Regions from separate parts of the Homo sapiens genome. Here region 1 is linked to region 2. The links are chromatin contacts, found by Hi-C or POLR2A ChIA-PET in ENCODE. All regions are on one chromosome and are shown on one strand. Each heading gives the region's core, a stretch centred on a gene start or an enhancer-like site at or near the end of the contact. The rest is flanking DNA. Distances are from core to core; before and after follow the strand shown.

Region 1 (3,403 bases), core at 1-2,500, 170 kb after region 2:
CTCTGGGAGTAAAAAACTCTTGAATCTTTTTCTGGAGGTTGCATTTTCTAGTCTTTAAAAATGAGTCCAGTGCCTTTTCCCTGAATTTCTCCAAATTCTGACCATTCTAAGATATGGGTTCTAGCTCAGTGCTCCTCACACAGAAAGGTTCTAGTAAGGAATGAGAAAATACTTTCTGCTTTAAAGAAGAGCTACGCAAATATTAAATGAGAATAATTATATCTATTATTTATGGCGAATATTATTCTAGTACTCAGAAAAACTCAGCATAAGTTCATTAGAACAGTATGGGCCACATTAGAAAGAACATATTATCATTATGTTTGAAAAGCTAGGACTGGGTACAAAGTTACTACGATCGTATGGGCTTAGTTGGCCAAGTATGTTATTACAGTTTCAATGGAACCATCATCTTGTCAACAGAACACACAGTGAAACCTGCAGGGCCTTCCTCTGGCTTCATGACAGTGAGTAGACTCTCGCTTTCCCTAGGGAAGGCAGGGGCCTGGTAGGGTCTGAGCAAGAGCCTGAGGCATAGACTGTGCCCACCCTCCCCTTCTCCCTCCACTCATGCCAGTTTTTGGTTTAGAAAGCCAGCATTTTGAATATCAAGTCTCAAGACTTTCTCATTGTCCTCAGGGTGGGTTGCTGCCCCCCACACCCTCCTTGTTCCCATATGAAGGTCATTGACCCCTAGTTTTGTAAGGTGTTTATTCTTGCAGAATTTGGACCAGGGACTTTCTGTTCAGCAAATGATTCAGTGCATGTAGACCCTGAGGTTGTTTACATTTTCAGGAACTGCTATTGCGAAACTAAAAAGGTTTATTTTACGTAGTGGGGTTGCTTTTGCCAGATGAATTCATTTGCTCAAGTTATTTTTAAAATGTGCTTTCCCTTAGCTCCTTAGAGAAGCTCTGGTCTCTTGCCTGTGTGGGTCTAGGCCAGAAAAAAAAAAAATGTTGAGGCTATTAATGGAAGCCAGAGAAAATGTCTGGCCAAGGTGGATCAAAGAAGGTTCTCAGTTTTGACCCCAAATTTTAACTTTCTGAATGCCGGGCTAGCATACTAGCTGGTCCTGGCTCCAGCAGCTTAAATGACTCATGTGCCTAGAACCAGGAAGACCATGCATATGAGTTTCAAACTGCTCCTACAGGTATGTGTGGAAGGGGGACCCCTATGACAGAATATTCATCCAGAAGAAACTTGCCCTGCTGCCAATTGGAAGTGCCACAGTCCAGCAGCAGTGAGACTGCTGGAAGCAGTCAGATTGCAGAGCACAAACTCTCTAACTCATCGGGGTCAAGTGGCCTGAAATGATTCATCAGGCTGCTTTGCAAACATTTTATTTAACAATTGATATTTAGAAATAATTTTTTATGACAGTTTCTTATCTTTTGGGGGAATCAGAGACCCCTTTGAGAATCTGAGGAAGGCTATGGAGAAATATCTGATGAAGCCTGTGGGAAAAAAAACTGCCATCCAGAAAAATGTATATATGCAAGCTGTCCCTTAAAATGTTAGTGGTATCATTGGGATGACATCCAAAAATTGTCAGGGAAGTCCGTAAATCCCCTTGCTTCAGAATTTGGGGAAACTTTAAACCTCAGATTAATGGTATGTAGATACTATTCATTCATTCAGAGCTTACTGACTTCCTGTGTCATGGCAAGCACTATGTTGGAAGCTGGAAATACAATGATGTATAAGACAAGGACACAGCCTTGTGGAGCTCACAGTCTAATGGGAGACAAAACAAACCCATAATAATGATGCATGATAATGAGTTAAGTGCTATGCTAGAACTGTAAGTGTAGAAGCAAACAAGAGCCCCAAGTAGGGTAATCAATTCAATATATATTTAATAAATGCATTACGTGCCAGGCAGTTGGGAATAAGCTGGTGCATAGACAAGATCCCTATCCCATGGAGCCTTAAGTCTGGAATACTCTCAACTAAAAGTTAGAGGAGGGGCCTGGAAGAACATGATGCCCACCTAAGGTGAATCCTAAGTAAAGTTCACCCAGGTGAAGTGGGTAAGCGTATTGCAGGTAGTGGGAGCAACACGCACACAGGCCCAGTAACAGCAAGGTGAGTCAGGGGAAACTACAAATAGTTCATCAGGGCTCTCCATGAAGGCAGGAGCAGTGAGAGACAAGGGTGGAGAGGTGTGCTGGGGGCAGATCCCCAAGGCTCCTGTGCTTCACCATGGATTGTGGGTTGAAGGTTGTCAATGAGGGCTTTTTTTTTTTGAGACGGAGTCTCACTCTGTCGCCCAGGCTGGAGTGCAGTGGCGCAATCTCGGCTCACTGCAAGCTCTGCCTCCCGGGTTCACGCCATTCTCCTGCCTCAGCCTCCCAAGTAGCTGCGACTACAGGCACCCGCCACCACGCCTGGCTAATTTCTTGTATTTTTAGTACAGATGGGGTTTCACTGTGTTAGTCACGATGGTCTCAATCTCTTGACCTCGTGATCCACCTGCCTCGGCCTCCCAAAGTGCTGGGATTACAGGCATGAGCCACCACGTCCGGCCTCAATGAGGGCTTTTTAAGGCAAGTCAGGAGTTTCCTATTAGAAAGATCACTCTACCATAAATGGAGAAAATTGGGCAAAGGGGAGGGGATGGCTAGTGGGTGAAATCATGGAGACTAGAAGGAAGGAAGCTGTTGAATTAATCTAGACAAGAAATGATAAGGTCCTAATAGTGGCAGTGGAGATGGAGTAAAGTGGACGATGGGAAAATGGGATGAGGCCTCTGGAGAGCAGCTCACAGGCAATTTTTTTTTCATTCCCTACAATGACATTTGCCTACGGCAACACACTCTGCCACATGCAATGAGGTAGTGACTGGCTCAAGCTAAGGAAATAATCTTGTTACTGACGTGGTATCACCGGGAATCATGGCTGTATAACTGTAGTTTCATAATCAAATTTTGGAACTCTACATTTAATTGCTTAATGGTGATGATGATTATGACAGGAATAATACTGATAATAGCTGCAACCCAATTTTATTGGACACTTATTCTGTGCTAGTTACTGTTCCAAGCATTCTGAATTTACTAACCCACTTAATCTTCAAGTGACTCTATCGGGTAGGTTCTATTCTTACTCTTAAAGAATAGATGAGGACACTGAGGCAGCACAGACAGGTTTAATACCTTGTCTAAGGTCACACAGCTAGGAAGTGAGAAAATAAGGATCTGAGCCTTGGAAATCTGGTTCTAGGACGCAAACTTCCAAAAATTCTCCTATCAATTTACAATGACAAACATAAATTATGGTCTTTCTCCATAAAACTCAATTTGAGCACTAAAACTGACTTTTTACCATTTGTTATGAACATTCTGAACAATCACAATAAAAAGTAGTGCGGAGACACTATTCAAGTCTCTAAAAACATCTT
Region 2 (3,287 bases), core at 768-3,267:
AAAACTCTGAAACTTTCTTTTTATCATTGAAATCTTCCTTCTTCTCTTTTTTTTTTTTTTTTTTTCAGGTAGTGAGAGTTAATTTTCAGTCACTGTACTCAGAAAGTTAATGCCAGACAACATTAACCAGCAGTCCTAACTGAAATAGATTGTATATCTTAAGGGTTTGGAGTTAGATTTTGACTAGTCTTATAATAATCCAGACAAACCATCAGCAATAATACCAGACTGTTAGATATGTGCCTGTATTGATGATATAGAAAACAATCTTTGATTACAAGATCTCTAAGTGATTTGCAATCAATAATTGAGACTCAGAACATGCCCTTCTCTCTATCCTACCCTGAGCTACCACCAGTGGCTCTTAGCTTAAAAGCTGGAAAATTTCAGACTCCAAGAAGTTGGCCCACATTGAGAAAGTGTTCAGACTAGTGCTCCACAGAGAGGGGATGGATATCCAGGTGTCCAAGGATAACCCTGGACCTGGATGGCCTTGGGTCATGTGATGTAGCTTAGTTTCTGCAAACGGACCAGTACTGAAATGGAGTTAATGAGCCTGAAACAGGGCCAGCTGAGCTCAAGTTTTGGAGTGCGCCGAGGCAACATGCCTAAGCAGAGGCCAGAATCCAAACCAATCACTGATACAAGTTTCTAGCAGGAGTCTGCTCACCAGTTAGACTCAAAGCAAGACTAGAGTTTTCTGAGCAATTAGGCTAAGGAGGAGGCAGGCCAGGGTGCTGGGGTGAGGGTGGAGAGTAAGGAGAGTGCAGGCCTGGAGTCTCTCTTGAAGGCCTGATGAGACAGCCTTGTAGCCCTGTCTCTGTTGCTCATGAAGCCTTGGTACTCAGTCAGGAACCCGCATCTGACAGAGCCCTGCTGAGTTTATGAATGTGTCTAACCACAACTTTCTGATCTCCAAGCCACATTCAGTGTGAGAGCTAAATCGAGTATGAAACGTAATAATTTCTCTGAGGCCCCATGCAGATTTGCCTTTCATCTCTGCCTTAGGAAATCTCCTTTCTCCCCAAGAAAATTTAATAAAAATTCCAGTAATTTCTGCACTTCAACCCATTTTTCTTTCTTCCTCTTTCCCTCCTGCCCCTCCCTTCCACTAAGCCCTCAAACATCTCATTCAATCCTTCCTTTTCAGGCACCTCTGAAAGAAAATAAGTTGCCTAAATGGCTTGTGTTACTTATTTTATCTTGTTATGGAGGCCAAAAAAGGAAAAACTCCTTTAGAATATGCAGAAATGCTTCGGTTGACGAAGGTCCAGGAGACTGGGGGGTGGGGATGTGTGTTCTGAGCTGGCTGTTAATCATTCCTGTTTTCATCATTTTCCCTTTTCTTTGGAAGAGAAAGGCCAACACCTGGGAATGAGACTCTGATCTGTGATCGGTGCTGGGCTGAACCTGGGCTTTTGTGGTCTGAAGAGTAAGAACCAAAAGGTTGTCTCTGGGGATACTGGAGAACTGCCCCCAAACACCTCAAGTTCTGCAAACAACTGGCAGATAGGCCCCTTTATTGAGCACCTGGTTACTGCCTCTTCTTTCTTTAGAGCTTGGCTCAGTGTCTCCCATCATCCGCAGACCCAGCTTCCCTGGCATCTGTTATTCTGCTCCTGAAATTTTCCTGCATAGATCACACATGGTAATTCCACATGTATCTGTGGGAGTCTCTGCTTCAGGTCTGTTACCTGCTCCAGACTGGCCACTCTGTGAGAGCAGGGACGGTGTCCAGCCTCCTCACAAGTGTCTCCTTAGTGACGTCTCCTTAGTGGCCTGGCACCTGGAGCAGGGTGGGTATGGAATAAATACTTGCTGACCGTTGGAATGAGAGCTGAGCTCCTGTGCCGCCTGCATACCCTGAAATCAAAGCTCAAAGAGGTGAAGGGACAGACTTGGGCTTTATAGAGCTAGTTTGTGATGAAGAGGGATCTGAATTCAAGTCTGTCTCAGAGCCTATGCTCCTTCTATTCTGCCAGGAAGCTTTGTAGGGTTTCTACAGCTCCTTTCATCTCATGCAAATACGATTGACACAGCTGGGGAAACGAAACTTGTTAGAAGACAAGGTGGAAAAGGGTAGTTTGGCTTTTACTTTCCCAAATGTATGTGTCACTGGGGGTTTAGGACACTGGTGAAACGCCTGGCTCTGGCCTCAATCCCATTTATGATTCCAGCTGTGGGACTTCTGTGCTGCTTGCCCTTAAGCAACTTTGCTAACTGCCAAAAGCCTCTGTTTTCTTGTCTGAGGAATGGTGATAATAATACCTAGCTCTTCATGAGACCACAAGGACTAAATGAGAAGCACAGCACCAGCAGGCACACAGAAGGCATCTGGCAAATGGCAGCCGATGTTACCAACGCTAGGAAGACGGCTCTTCTGAATCAATGCCAAGACAGGGGTGGCAGGAGGGCAAATGAAACAGGACAGGTGAAGCTGCCTCTTCTCCAAAGGATAAACTCTTCTTGGAAAGTATACTTGGAAGACATGTCATATATTGGAAGAGCATGTGAACTGTCCAAGGAGCTTCCAAAGGACATATGATGAAACCTGATTTCCTGGCCAATCCTTTGGGACCCCTGATGGCATGTCAACAACAACCAGAAGTGCCCATGTTTCTCCTTGAAACTGTTATTCATGTCTGAGGGCATTTGTGCTGTCCCTTCTGTCTTCAGAGTCCAGTAATAAGAGGGATGTGAAAATCCCTCTACAAGTCATAAAAACCACTCATTCTCAATAGTTCATGAATAAAAACAACATCCCACACACGTGGAAAAAGAAAACATACCTCCTCTGGCAGCGTGGCTGAGAACACACCATTTCCAAAATACTTGCAAAACAAGATGCAATCGGATCACAAGGCAAAAACAAAACAAAACAAAACAAAACACATGAACAACACAGATGTTTCTTAATAATATATATCCTCCTCCTCTTAGCTTATTCTCTTGCCCCTTCATCCATCCATTCTCCTGCCTCCTGCTCTCTGTCTATATATATACATACATATACATATATATACACACACATACATACACACACACACACACACACACACACACACACATACAGAGAGGGAGAGAGAGAGAAGCTTCGTGTTCTTGCTGATGCTGATGAAAATTCAGCTGCGAGGATTGATTCCTCTTAGCAGATGTTTTGTGTTATCTCAGTACGTTCCTCAAGAAAGTGTCTGTTCGTCATGCCAAGGAAAACAATCCTGTGTAGCAGGACTTTGTTCCTCTGCCTAAAAAAAGAGAAAACAAAGTCCCCAAACAAGCTGACAGCT

Evidence for each region. A loop is a pair of places that touch in the nucleus more often than their neighbours do. ChIA-PET counts read pairs that join two places held with the same protein, here RNA polymerase II (POLR2A). Pooled maps may share reads with other maps.
Region 1: a loop to region 2 is called in a pooled map, with 3 times the contacts of the local background. The contact joins two enhancer-like sites. A Hi-C loop is called at or near these places in 1 of 168 maps with a recorded cell type or tissue (gastrocnemius medialis), 2 of 37 single-sample maps with no recorded cell type and 9 of 50 pooled maps. POLR2A ChIA-PET finds 5 or more read pairs at or near these places in 3 of 52 experiments (GM12878, MCF 10A and activated B cell).

What each region holds. Positions count from the first base shown.
Region 1 is chr9:27,539,106-27,542,508 of GRCh38, forward strand. No RefSeq gene overlaps it. Among named protein-coding and RNA genes, the nearest start is that of MOB3B, 11 kb to the left of the region's middle. Within about 2 kb of position 1,251, at least 18 of the 41 ENCODE cell types and tissues checked have a DNase peak (open chromatin) inside an H3K27ac peak, as active enhancers do; they include GM12878 and gastrocnemius medialis, where a contact is called at or near this core.
Region 2 is chr9:27,365,319-27,368,605 of GRCh38, forward strand. The region is part of intron 2 of MOB3B (MOB kinase activator 3B); the gene reads right to left. Among named protein-coding and RNA genes, the nearest start is that of EQTN, 70 kb to the left of the region's middle. RefSeq lists an enhancer at 2,126-2,245. Within about 2 kb of position 2,018, at least 10 of the 41 ENCODE cell types and tissues checked have a DNase peak (open chromatin) inside an H3K27ac peak, as active enhancers do; they include GM12878 and gastrocnemius medialis, where a contact is called at or near this core.